3 separate regions of the Homo sapiens genome follow, and regions 1 and 2 are each linked to region 3. A link is a contact called in ENCODE Hi-C or POLR2A ChIA-PET data. All regions are on one chromosome and are shown on one strand. The core of a region is the stretch at or near the end of the contact, and the rest is flanking DNA. Distances in the headings are between cores, read along the strand shown. Region 1 overlaps GPR160 (G protein-coupled receptor 160). Region 2 overlaps SAMD7 (sterile alpha motif domain containing 7). Region 3 overlaps FNDC3B (fibronectin type III domain containing 3B).

Region 1 (4,384 bases), core at 427-2,926, 2.1 Mb after region 3:
GGCCATAGGAAGAAGAGAAAACCTTGCGGTGAACAGGACAGTGCAGGCTTGGGGGGATGCGGTGAGGGTGTGGCAGGTACAGACTACACACTGAAACACCTGGCTGGAGTGCAGGAGAAGGACGAAGGGTTAGGTGAAGGTAGGATGGACTCTGAAGCTTTGGGTCTGCACCTGGGGCAGGAGGGAGAATCCAAAGCCTACTGCCTCTCTTCCTCCCACTGCCCCCTGCTGAAGGGGACCAGGCAAGGGCTGTCGACAGGGGAGACCTCTGCCCTGCTGCTTGGAGGGGAATCACTGGCCCTCCATTCAGCTTCCCTGGACACCATGGATGCTTTCAGCTTCCCAGCAACACCTTAGCTATCAATCTCTAAAGTGCTTCCTCCTCAGAATTACTTAAGGGCATAAAGAATAAGAACTCATGTTACCTCTCTGATACAGTAAAATGAAGGCCATTCCATGTTCTCATTTCTGGCCTGAACCTGGGTTCACTTCTGTACCTCCTCTCCTGAAACAGGCAGCCAAAGGCAATCGAAACAAATGTAAACAAACAGAAACCTGCATTGCTAGTTTAAAGATCAAACCAGATAGCCCTTTTAGGAACTATAAAATATTAAATAAACATTAGTTAACAGCATCTATATTACTTTTCCAAGTTAAAAAGTAAGCCTCTCAATGTATCTGTTCTATGATTTTACTACTAAGGGGCAAGTCAGGCATTGTACTTTGCTGTGTCTGTGTCAGGATTTCATAAAATGTTGTTAGCCCCTCACAACATTCCTATTAGATATGCTTATCCCCAGGTGACAGAAGAGGCACTGGCTGCCCAGAAGACCTGGCCTTAAACCCCTGCCAGGCGGTGGCATAGCTGAGGCTGGGACTCCTGTGTCCCAGCTAACACTAGCCCGCTCTCTCATAAGGGGTTGGAGTTTGTATCCACATGAATGCTAGGGGATTCCAACTCCTTTCCACAGTCAGTGGAGATTTTAATCCCCGAACAACAAAGCCAAAGCCCTGGCTCAAAGTCACAAGTTGTGGCCCAGTTCTCATCAATTCCAAAGCTGCTGCTGCACCAAACACCCTGTTAGCATTTGTCATGGAGAACATTTCCCTAAGGCCATGTGGGAACCCAGATGGGCAGCCCATGGCTCACTCCACGAACAGAGGTCAGAGCTCAGATGCATTTCTTCCCTGTGGTCTTTCTTCTAACATTATGTGGGGGAAATTCTCCCCAGTAAAAGTGAAAGTAAAGGAAGCAGGGCTCTAACAACAACAATAATAATAGCTAACTCACAATCCATCCTACTCCATGCCAGGCACTGTTACAAGCACTTGACGTGCCACTGAATCCTCACCGCCCTATGATGTAGGTATTATTATTACTTCTAGCTTACATAGGGGAAACTGAGGTACAAAGAGGTTTTAAAAAATGAGTCAAGGTCACACAGGTGGTGGAAGAACCAGAAATGAAACCCAGGGATCTGGCTGAGTCCATACTCAAGACTGCTTGGCCTCTCCCTGTTTGCTCTGGCTAATAACCAATTAACCCACTCTTCCTTGACAAGGGGGTTAATCATCACCTGAGGGAGCACACAGCCACAAACCTGAATCGCAGAGTTCTCCAGAAAGGATCCCATCAAGCCGCTGGTCTGGCATTCACAAAACATGTCAGCCTCTGAACTCACTTCTTTTTTTTTCTTTCTTTTTTTATTTTTTATTTTTTTTGAGACAGAATCTTGCTCTGTCGCCCAGGCTAGAGTGCAGTGGCGTGATCTCGGCTCACTGCAACCTCCACCTCCTGGTTCAAGCGAGTCTCCTCCCGAGTAGCTGGGACTACAGGCGAGTGCCACCACCCCTGGCTAATTGGTTTTTTTTTTTTTTTTTTTTTTTTTTTTTTTTTTTTTTTGTATTTTTAGTAGAGACAGGGTTTCACCGTGTTAGCCAGGATGGTCTCGATTTCCTGACCTCACTATCCACCCACCTCGGCCTCCCAAAGTGCTGGGATTACAGGTGTGAGCCACCATGCTCGGCCTGAACTCACTTCTTTTGGCCAAAACAAGCTGTTCCACTTGGAGCCCTTGTTTATTCCATGTCCGTTTACACACACACCTAGACTGACAACTCGAGTGACAAAGGCCCACAACAGCACCTGACATTTCCTGAAAGCCACCCAACAAGGTTCACTTTTGTGCCATTTCCTCTTTTCATTCTCCTCCACGGCACACGTACATGGGAAGAAAATGCAGAACTCAGGGGAAGGAAACAAAGATCTAAAGAGAAACTTCAACTGTCATGAAACTCCAGCTATTCACAGAAGCGAGAATGTTTGCCCCGTGACCCTTAACCGAAAGTTTCAAGGCAAGGAAATTAAGCCACCCTTGGACTTGCATCACAGAAACCCCTTAAGGCTGGACTATGCGGGTGCCTCAGCTCCTCATCCCTGCAGAGCTTTCTTGGGGGGCTGTGCCTAAGCAGTGTATAGAAGTGGACTTGTCATCAGCAGGAGAGTGGTAGGCAGAGAAGGATGGGGGAGAGGGGCCCTTTGCAAGTCCTAGGAACCCCTCAGAGTGGCTGGGGTCCAGCTCAGAGCAGCTACAGTGAGCTGATGCACAACTTCAGGATCCACATGGGTCCCCTGCTTAAAGGGGAAGGGTTAAAGGCCTTTTTGGTGCCCCATCCCTGCAGGACACCCTGGGGAACCGCCAAGGTGCACAAGACCCACCTGCCTACTCACAAAGACCCAATGGTGTGGGAGTTTGGAGCCATTCCTTTTCCCTACTGAGGCCTGCCCACACCTACTCCATTCTTGTCAAACTGCAGGGGGTAGCGAACAAGTTCCTTATAAGTGAGAAAATAGGCAGCATGGGAGAAAAATGACAACGCGGCTTGTATTCGTCTGACAGAGAAGCACTGAGACTAAACACAAGACTCTCATTTCCTCAAAGGAATATGCTCTTTCCCATTTTTCTCTTCTCTTTTTTTTTTTTTTTGAGATGGAGTTTCGCTCTTCTTCCCCAGGCTGGAGTGCAATGGCGTGATCTCGGCTCACCGCAACCTCCGCCCCCTGAGTTCAAGTGATTCTCCAGCCTCAGTCTCCCAAGTAGCTGGGATTACAGGCATACACCACCACGCCAGGCTAATTTTGTATTTTTAGTAGAGACGAGGTTTCTCCATGTTGGTCAGGTTGGTTTCGAACTCCCAACCTCAGGTGATCCCCGCACCTTGGCCTCCCAAAGTGTCTTTCCCATTTTTCTTGCAACAAGAGCCTCTCAACCTATATTTTGTTATTCCATTTGGGGTAGAGACACATACATAGAAAGATCTCTTACCGTTAAAAAAAAAAAAAAGTACAATCTCAGGGCTGGGGACTATTTTAGGGGTTGCTGGGGGCTGAGGGGACTGGGATGTACTACCCTTCCCTAAAGAGGCAGCTGCTCTAGTATTGCCGTTGGGAATCGTTAGGGCAGAATATTTGACATTTCCCAATTTTCAACGCTCACTCAGTGTTTTTTTTTAAGCTCTATGCTGGCCCGACAGAACATCTGTTGGTCAGATGTGACCCATGCCCCCCGCCTGTCACCAGGACAGTGGGGTGTGATAAGAAGATAGTTTGCCTAGACTACCCAATTCTTGGGCGTATTGCTCTGCTTCCTGCTAAAGGTAGTGTGAAACTGCCAGAAATAACGCAGACTGTCAAATCTGACAGAGCTGAGTTTGAATCTAGCTGCAAGACCTCAGGCAAAAACTATTAACCTCTAGCTACAACTTCCATTTGCAAAATGGACTGATAATACCCAACCTAGAGACATTTGTCAGAATTAAAAACGTGTGTGGGCCAGGCATGGTGGATCACACCTTAATCCCAGCATTTTGGGAGGCCGAGGAGGGTGGATCACCTGAGGTCGAGAGTTCCGAGACCAGCCTGGCCAACATGGTGAAACCTTGTCTCTACTAAATATACAAAAATTAGCCAGGCATGGTGTCTGGCACCTGTAATCCCAGCTACGTGGAAGGCTGAGGCAGGAGAACTGCTTGAACCCAGGAGGCAGAGGTTGCAGTGAGCTGAGATCACACCATTGCACTCCAGCCTGGGCAACAAAGCAAAAACTCTGTCTCAAAACAAAACAAAACAAAAAACAAAAATGTGTGTGAATGTCTGTAATCCCAGCACTTTGGGAGGCTGAGGCGGGCAGATCACGAGGTCAGTAGATCGAGACCATCCTGGCTAACATGGCGAAACCCCGTCTCTACTAAAAATATAAAAAATTAGCTGGGCGTGGTGGTGGGCACCTGTAGTCCCAGCTACTGGGGAGGCTGAGGCAGGAGAATGGCATGAATCCGGGAGGCAGAGCTTGCAGTGAGCTGAGATTGCACCATTGCACTCCAG
Region 2 (4,459 bases), core at 585-3,084, 2.2 Mb after region 3:
GCAGGCTTGCTTACTGCTTGCTATAAAATTGGTCGTTTCCCCAAGTTGTGATCCTCAGCTGTGAAGCAAACCTACTGTATGGGCAGGTAGCCTCTGGGCCCCTCTGTATTGCTCTTGTAGCACCTAGGGGCAAAAGGAACCAATACACATATGCTGATGTTCATGCTGCTACTGTGTCATGAGTAATAAAGTTCTTTGTCTCTGACCCAAGAGGCTCATGTGTTCTGCCAGTCTCCATAAAATAATAGCAGGATAATTTATTAGGTTGGAGGCAGGATCAAATCTAATCCCAGATACCATATATCATTTTATCTGTACATATTTCAGTATATATTTTTAAAAAATAAGAAGTCTTTTAAAAAAGCTCACAATACTATATTTTTAACAAATAACAGTAATTTTTAATATCATTGAATATCCCAAATTGTGTTCAGATTTCCCTAATTGTTTCATTTTTTACAATGTATTTGAAAAAGGATTTAAATAAGTTTCATGATTATATTGGGTGATTTGAATTCAAAAAATTTTATTTTAGTAAAAAATATATAAAATTTGTAATTTTAACATACAAGTTGGTGGTATTAATTATATTCAGAATTTTGTGCAACCATCACCACTATTTCCAAAACTTTTACATCTGGGTTATTTGAATCTTAAGTATCTTTCTTTTAATCTACAGGTTTTCCTTTTCCCATTCCCTTGCATTTATTTGTTGGAGAAAATCAGGTCATTTCTACTATAGTTCCCCATAATTTGGATATTTACTATTTTTATAACTGCAGTGATGTTTAACATGTTCCTTTGTTCCCTGTATTTCCTGTAAATTGGTTTTTGGATCTAGAGGTTTATTTCGACTCAGGTTAATTTTTTTTTTTAATAAGACTTTCATTCATATGGGGTTTCATGGATTTCCATCAGATGGCACATGATGTCTGGTTATTTCTCTTTTCGAGATGTTAGCAGCCATTTATGACTACTGCCTAGATTGCTTATGTTTTAGGGGTGCATAATGGTGATATTCAAATTCTATTATTTCTCCTTAATAGCTATAATACTTCCCTAAAGGAAACAGCTGCATAGTACTCCATTGCCTGGATATTTACTCAATCAGTCTAAACATATTTCATAAGTCATAATTCCCTATTTATCAAACATAATTTTATTGTGATGGTTTTCCAACAAGAGAGAAGTTGTCATTGTTGTTGCTTTGTTTTTTATTCATAAAGAGTACAGAGTATGCTTCAAGCCTCAAGTGGCATTTCAGAAAAAGTTAAAAACTATTTCTAGATGATAATGTAAATAAAAATCCTCACCCTCCAAAATAATCTGTTCATAAAGTGTCCCTTTTGTTAAAACGTACCCAGGAGTCTTTAGAAGAAGACAATCTTGGTAGAAGGTAATCTTGGTAGGGACAAGCAATTTCAGTTTTATTCTCTTACAATGAAGAGTACTGAGAGCTGGGGAGGGCCTCCTTTACATGTGTTCTTCTGGTTCTTTTTTAAATGCATGGACCTAAAATTAAGCACAGTGGTTTTTTCTGGTGATAGTACATGCCAAGATGGCATATCGGAACATTTTCCTTAGAGCAACATTGAGATACATCTGTGCAAATCAATCAATTACCAACTCAATGGACTTATTTAGCAGCAATACGAAACTCAAAAGTCATCATAGTGATTGAACCTCATTATCACTTTGCCATTAAAAATATTAAGCATTTCTTTTTATCCCTCACCACAGCATCTGTAACTCACACCTGGCATTTTGTGAAACTTCTGTTTGCTGGGTAGTATAGCAGGTGAAATGTCACGTGACCAAACAGTTCTTCGGTACACTGAGCATCAGATGAATAAAAAGAGGGAAAGAGGAAGTGAAGCATTTTTCAAGTTATTTTTAGTAAAAATCTTGCCACTCGTTATTCATTGGCTTATTGCCATCTTAAATAACTTAAAAAAGACATATTTTTGAAATATGGGAGGATTTTCTGTCTGTCCCTGTCTCTCTTTCAGCAAAGGGACCAAGAGAGTAAAGTAACAATTCACAAATACATGTGATGGTTTCATACAGTTTTTGTCAGAAGAAAAACCTGTTGTCTTAGTAAAAATGAAAGAAATGGAAGCTTAACTAAATTAGGCTTATAGGAAAATGATTTCAAAAGCCCACCTTCCAAATCAAAAAGTGAATGTGGGTAGCATGCAATTTGTGTTTACTAAATGCAACTTAATTTGTTTGTTTTAGTACTCCATTATTGTGAAATAAATTACTTCAAAACTTAGTGGCTGAAAACAACACACATTTATTATCTTACAGTTTCTGTGGGTCAGAAATCCAGAGTGGCTTAGCTGGGGGCCTCTGGCTGAGGGTCTCTCATGAGCTGCCATCAAGCTGTGGGCTGGAGCTGAGGCACCTTCAAGTTTCCTTACATGGCTGTTGGCAGCGTCAGAAGATCCATTTCCAAGTTAATGTGGGGCTCTCCACAGGGCTGCCTGGAGACAAAGAATCTGGCTTCCCCAAGAGTGAGAAATCCAGAGAGAGAGAGAGAGCGAGCACCCAAGACAGAAGCCACAAAAGTGACATCCCATCTATCACGCCTTCTGTATTCTGTTCATTAGAAAAGCCTCAATACCCCCAGCCCGCCCTCAAGCGGAGTAGATCACACAAGGGCTTGGGATACCAGGATGCAGGGATCCTTGTGGGCCATCTCAGAGGCTGCTTTCTAGAGTTTGCTCATGTTAAATGTAAATTTTTTAAATAGAAAATATATTCTCATGGTTAAAAATTCAAAATGTTCAAGAATGTATATGGTAAGAAGACTTCATATCCTGTTAGCCAATCCCCTCCTTGAGCAAACTGTCATCATTTTCTTGTTTATCCTTTCAGAGACATTCTGTTAAACATCAAGTTGAAAATGTGGGATTCCACAGGGTGTGAGCAGAGAGCACTCCACCTTGCCAGCTCAAACCTGCTTTGCAGAGATAACTTCCCCACCCCTTGGATGAAATCTCAAGTGGATACTATGACTTTTCACCTCCCTCTCAGATAAAAAGCAGTCCTCCAGTCACTTTCAGTCATAACATAGTTGTATTTCAGAAATAAAATACCTAGTCATGAATAATATTCAAACTCGATTTTTTTTTTTTTTTTTGAGACAGAGTCCTGCTCTGTCACCCAGGCTGGAGTGCAGTGGCACGATCTCAGCTCACTGTAGCCTCCGCTTCCCAGGTTCAAGCAATTCTCCTGCTTCAGCCTCCCGAGTAGCTGGGACTACATTCGCGCACCACCAGGCCTAGCTAATTTTTTTTTGTATTTTTAGTAGAGACGGGGTTTCACCATGTTGGCCAAGCTGGTCTTAATCTCCTGACCTCATGATCCGCCCGCCTCAGACTCCCAAAGTGTTGGGATTACAGCCGTGAGCCACCGCGCCTGGCCAAAACTCGAAAATTTAAGGTTAAAGCTTCTCACCTTCCCTAGCTTGGGCCTGCTTCACGCTGGAAATCTGGAATGAGAAGAGATGGAGTCGTGGTCAGCTTCTCCATTTCTGTTCTGTACTTCTGCCCGTTCTCTTCTGCCTCTCTGTGGTTTCATTGGGTTGCCTTTATCTCTTTCAGGGTTTGGGAATGGAAAATGAGTGAAAAAAGGGAGGGAGCTCTTTTTTCAGTTTCAGCTCTTTTGGTTTCTTCAGAGATTTCTTCATGGAAACATCCATCTGCAGCTTTCTTGATGTTTGTAAATCTCCCCTTCATTAGCATTTGCTCCTAAGGATGCGTCTCCAGTCATTTGGTGCTGGGGTCATTCAGCCCTGGCAGGGAAGCCCCTTGGGCAAGTCTCCTCCATGAAAGCCCCAGAAAGGCTGACTTTCTCTTCTCATTCTCCATCCAGTACTGGGAAATCCTCACACATCCTTTGTAATATCCTAGGCTCTTTGGAAAACTGGCTAAGACTATTCTTCCTCCTTGAGGGCTTTTAGTTTCTCATACTACCTCGCTCAATTCCTTTAGGAATTATTGTATCCTGGGGACAAAAAATGTTCATTGTATCACTCCAGGAATTAGGATCCAGAAGAGGGGATGTATCTGCTGGTTGATCAAATGCTTGTCTTATAGGAAATGAAAGAGTTTTCTTGTAGAACATACTTCCCACATGCTGAGATACCTTTTAAGACAAAATAATTATAGTAATCAATTCTATGAATTTTTTTCATTAACTCAGCATTAAACACACATCACAGAGAGGCTGAGGTAATTTCAGGCATGGAGCATCTATTAACATATAGTTGTGGGGGTCACAATTGTAGGATGTGGTGGGCTTTTTCTTTCTCTCAGAATTATAGTGTTTACAGATGTAAAACAGGGTATCAAGGTGGCTCTAACCAGGGGCAGCTGAGCAATAGTGGAATTACTGAGGGGGAGAAAAGTAGATGGTGAGGTCAGGACGGTAATGGTGGTGGCATGTTAGGAGG
Region 3 (4,515 bases), core at 2,016-4,515:
ATATAAATACACACACACGCTCTCACACAATTTTAAATGATCTCAGGAACAAATTGCCATATAGCTCGCAGTTAAATTTATCACTCATAATAGAGTCCCCAAAATTTCAAATTCAAGGACATTTGGTCAATGAACCCTTTAATACTTAATATTCAAATCAGACAAAATAATGGGGCAAAATTGTTAATAACTGCCTCAAATATGTCTCAGGTAGATATGACAGAAATAAAATACTTATTCTCATTCTTAAACACGTCCACTCTAAACGTCAAGCATACCTCTCCTCCCTCCATCCCACCCAAAAAAAGTCCTCCCTTGGAAGTATCAAAAGATATATAAAAGCCACCCAAGAGATTATAAACTTTTTTACTTTAAATAGGCAAAATTTTACCTGTTTATTATACACCCATTTGGAGAAACTAATTATTTTAAGCACCAAAAAATGAAGTCTTATCCCAACTAGAAAAGCAAATTCTATAATAACAGGTCTTATAATTCGGTGTTAATAGTACCATCATGCTGTTTTATGAGGCAATTACTCAGTTCCTAAGCAAATAAAAGTACCAAGCCCAAAGCCTGATAGTTTATCCTCATGAAAGAAAACAGATTCTTTTACAATTAAAATTAAGATAATCCCTGTTGACACTATCATGACTTAATTGTTTGAACTATGAACAGGTCAAATGATGGAGAAGAAATCTAATGTCTATTTCAATTTCATTCCTAATATACTTTATCTTACTAATAATGCATAAGAGAAAAATGGCTATTTTCTCAAATTGATGACATTACACAGGCCTATCTTTTTTTTTTTTTTTTTTTTTAATGGAGTCTCACTCTGTTGCCCAGGCTGGAGTGCAGTGGCATGATCTCAGCTCGCTGCAACCTCCACCTCCCAGGTTCAAGCGATTCTCCTGCCTCAACCTCCTAAGTAGCTGGGATTACAGGCACGCACCACTATGCCCGCCTAATTTTCATATTTTTAGTAGAGACAGGGTTTCGCCATGTTGGCCAGGCCAGTCTTGAACTCCTGACATGACCTCAGGTGATCCACCTACCTCGGCCTCCCAAAGTGCTAAGTATGATGTCTTATTTAATGTTTCTTCAAAATCGCAGGTTGGATTAACAGGGTGGTTATTTACATTAGGGGGTCTGAGTATAAGGATCTAAGGGTGGAGAAGCAATTTCACCTTTTCTTCCCTCCTCCTTGGGCACTTGCTATTGAGGCTGTGGTGCAGACTGTGGCTCTGTTGTCTTCTCTGCATCCCCTCTGCTACATTAGCGAGTGCCAAAGCCCTCTCCTGCTTGGCATAGCTCTGACATCTTACAGGTGAGCCTAAGGATAGAACCTCTTCTCTCTTATCCAACAAGGCAAGAGGAGTAAACCCATTTCAGGGCCTCACTCTAGGTCCCTTCAGCCTCCATAGGTCCTTCTATTAGGCCAGCGTACAGTAAATAATGATACAGGTTTAGAGAGTTCAAATGGGAGGGAGATGAGGGTCCTTAGGACCTGCTTTGGGCTGAAGCTGTCTATACTCCATGTGGTCCAACCCATCTAACCAAAGTTTTGAACACTTGGATTTGCAGCTCAAATCCAAATAATGGTGCTACTTTGTTCCTATTTCTCATTGTTTCTTGTGTGAGTCCTGTGAGGGAATGGGGAGGTTGAACTGAGTAAGAGAAGACAGTTGTGATCTGGTACAATATTTAGGCATTCCTGGTCTCCTGTCTCTAGTACCGAAGAATGTCTGAACACCAACAACACATCTAACACTAACAACTCTAACCTTCTGGTAGGCATTGTGTTAACTAACAGGACCGCTGTCAATGAGACATAGCAATCCAACCCCGCTAAATAGCACCCTTAAGCACAGGTGTCAAGTCCTAAGCAGGGCATTAACTCCAGGTTCTGCAAGTGTGGGATAAGGTAGATGGATCCCCCAGACCCAGGCCCACAAAGGCCTTACAGAAGTAGGATAGAAGAGTATGGGGACTGACACAGATGTGCAAAACCATCTCTTTTCATAAGGCATTTTACCCCCCAAATAAACCAAAGAAGTCCACTGGCACAAGGAGATCATTATATTTGCTTTTGAAAACTTCATAGACAACTTTAGGTGAGATGCCTGAATCTTTTTCTCTACTACGTGATGGACTTTCCACCTCATACAGTGTTCAGTGGTTACTAGAAATGACTGGGAAGGGATGGAGGAAGGGGAGACAGGGAGGCTGTATGTACAAACACTCCTGAGAAAGATCAAGTGGGAACATATGAACATCATACACTCCTAAGTTTCAATTCAACCACCCAACAGTCACACCGTTGATCATGGAGAAAACAGAAGAAATAATAAAAGTGAATAAAGGCCACTGTGAGCCCAGCAGTCTCACTTAGCCATAACCAGTATTGCTGATCTTTTCCCTCAGCCACCAGCTTGCTAGAATCCAAGGCCTTCGGCCGGGCGCGGGGCTCACGCCTGTAATCCCAGCACTTTGGGAGGCCGAGGCGGGCGGATCACGAGGTCAGGAGATCGAGACCATCCCGGCTAAAACGGTGAAACCCCGTCTCTACTAAAAATACAAAAAAATTAGCCGGGCGCAGTGGCGGGCGCCTGTAGTCCCAGCTACTTGGGAGGCTGAGGCAGGAGAATGGCGTGAACCCGGGAGGCGGAGCTTGCAGGGAGCCGAGATCCCACCACTGCACTCCAGCCTGGGTGACAGAGCAAGACTCCGTCTCAAAAAAAAAAAAAAAAAAAGAATCCAAGGCCTTCTTTGTAATCCCTAACAGTTTCACCAGAGATAAACCAGACTTCATCCTGACAAGAATATAAGGTAACAGATTCAGCTAGATGGGGCCTACATGCAGCCAACGATGTTTAAATCCCCATTTCTGTGCTCCATGCACACACAGAGAGTACTTTTATTTGCCTAGAATGCAAGAGACATACAAAGAAATGAATTATTTCGAGGCAAGGAACTGCCCAACTACTTAAAAGCCAACTGCCTGCCAAGCTGTCCCTTAAAATGATCATAAAATAGAAATGACTTAGTCTATGCTCCATAGAAAACAGACTAGAGAAAAGGCAAGGAGGAAAAGCATAAAAGCATGAAAACATAAAACTTAGCGTTCACAGTAGTATCTTTTTGGTTATTCCCCAGGCATGAAAAGGGAAACGTAGTGAGTGTTCCCAGTAGAAAGTCACAGATTCAGGTTGTGAAGTGGGGAAACCACATTGCAAAACCATCAACAGTTAAAGCAGGTTAAGTCAGGCCAGGAGGCCTGGGAAGGCTTGTCATGAGCAGTCATCACTCTATAGTCACAGCAACCCAAAAGTGAACCTCCTCTGTTTTAACCAGTAACTGAGACAAAACTACACGTGGACTTAACTCTCAACAGGGTGGCTCAACTCAGCTGTGAGGAGACCTCAGGAATACCTACCTGATGAAAGCCGACAAGGCTTTTCAATGGAATTAAAAGAGGAAGCAATGGATGTGGAAGGCTTTCATCCATACAGTTAACTTTAAGAACTAAAGCTTACTCTATTTGTTTGTAATGATTGCGAATGGAAATTACACATGTTCTTCATTAAAGAGCAGGCTGGCCACAGCTTTTTTCTTAGGGATTTCAGGACAGTTTATAAGAATACTGTATTCAGTCATAAGGTGATGGATGAGGATGTTACTGAAACATTTTGACCTTACATATACAGAGCTATTATCACCCCACCTCTACTTTTTTTTTTTCTTTTTTTTGAGACAGAGTCTCACTCTGTTGCCCAGGATGGAGTGCAGTGGCGTGATCTCAGCTCACCACAAACTCCGCCTCCTGGGTTCAAGCTATTCTCCTGCCTCAGCCTCCCGAGTAGCTGGGACTACAGGCACGTGCCACCATGCCCAACTATTTTTTGTATTTTTAGTAGAGACGGGGTTTCACTATGTTGACCAAGCTGGTCTCGAACTCCTGACCTTGTGATCCGCCCGCCTCGGCCTCCCAATAAGTTCTTATGCTTAATTTTAATGTTTTTTTTTCTTTCTCTTTTCTTCATTAACCACACTCCCTCCAGTCTCAGGGCCTTTTCCTAAATTTGCTGTCTTAAATTTTCTTTGGGCTGAGCGGCCAGATTGTCAGTTACATACACACACAGAGAGGAGTCCCTGAGTACAGTTTCAGAAGTTCCTCGTGCGCTTTGTGCAGTCTTCCTTTTCACCACCAGCTGATCATCAGCTGTGAAGGTAGCTGAGCAGGCCAGATGTGTGATCTCTGGATAACCGCACTGTAACTCATTTTCATCTTAGTCAAAAAGTCTCAGTAGAAACCACCCTGACTAACACTCATCTTCTTGGTCTGGGTTCCTTCTTTCCTAGACAGATGTGTATCTGAGCTGGCCAAATCTATCACAGGACTCAGGCATTTTGGTCAAGGCTGTACCACATCCACACTGTCCCCCAACACACCACGGAGATGTGATCATGAATCCATTCTTGAAATCAACTACCCTTTACAAATGAAGAAAT

Evidence for each region. Hi-C counts contacts between places; a loop is a spot of excess contacts on that map. ChIA-PET counts read pairs that join two places held with the same protein, here RNA polymerase II (POLR2A). Pooled maps may share reads with other maps.
Region 1: a pooled map shows a loop between it and region 3 (3-fold over the local background). The contact joins two enhancer-like sites. A Hi-C loop is called at or near these places in 6 of 37 single-sample maps with no recorded cell type and 2 of 50 pooled maps.
Region 2: a map with no recorded cell type shows a loop between it and region 3 (14-fold over the local background). The contact joins two enhancer-like sites. A Hi-C loop is called at or near these places in 5 of 37 single-sample maps with no recorded cell type and 4 of 50 pooled maps. POLR2A ChIA-PET finds 5 or more read pairs at or near these places in 1 of 52 experiments (OCI-LY7).

The regions. Positions count from the first base shown.
Region 1 is chr3:170,042,928-170,047,311 of GRCh38, reverse strand. The region is part of intron 2 of GPR160 (G protein-coupled receptor 160); the gene reads right to left. Among named protein-coding and RNA genes, the nearest start is that of GPR160, 7.1 kb to the right of the region's middle. RefSeq lists enhancers at 976-1,135, 1,096-1,596, 2,176-2,225. Within about 2 kb of position 1,676, at least 10 of the 41 ENCODE cell types and tissues checked have a DNase peak (open chromatin) inside an H3K27ac peak, as active enhancers do.
Region 2 is chr3:169,938,011-169,942,469 of GRCh38, reverse strand. SAMD7 (sterile alpha motif domain containing 7) reads right to left here. Exons shown (of 9, transcript NM_001304366.2): 9 at 3,295-4,152. The coding sequence ends at 3,964. Among named protein-coding and RNA genes, the nearest start is that of SEC62, 27 kb to the left of the region's middle. Within about 2 kb of position 1,834, at least 4 of the 41 ENCODE cell types and tissues checked have a DNase peak (open chromatin) inside an H3K27ac peak, as active enhancers do.
Region 3 is chr3:172,107,406-172,111,920 of GRCh38, reverse strand. All of the region lies in intron 1 of FNDC3B (fibronectin type III domain containing 3B), which reads right to left. Among named protein-coding and RNA genes, the nearest start is that of FNDC3B, 70 kb to the right of the region's middle. Within about 2 kb of position 3,265, at least 4 of the 41 ENCODE cell types and tissues checked have a DNase peak (open chromatin) inside an H3K27ac peak, as active enhancers do.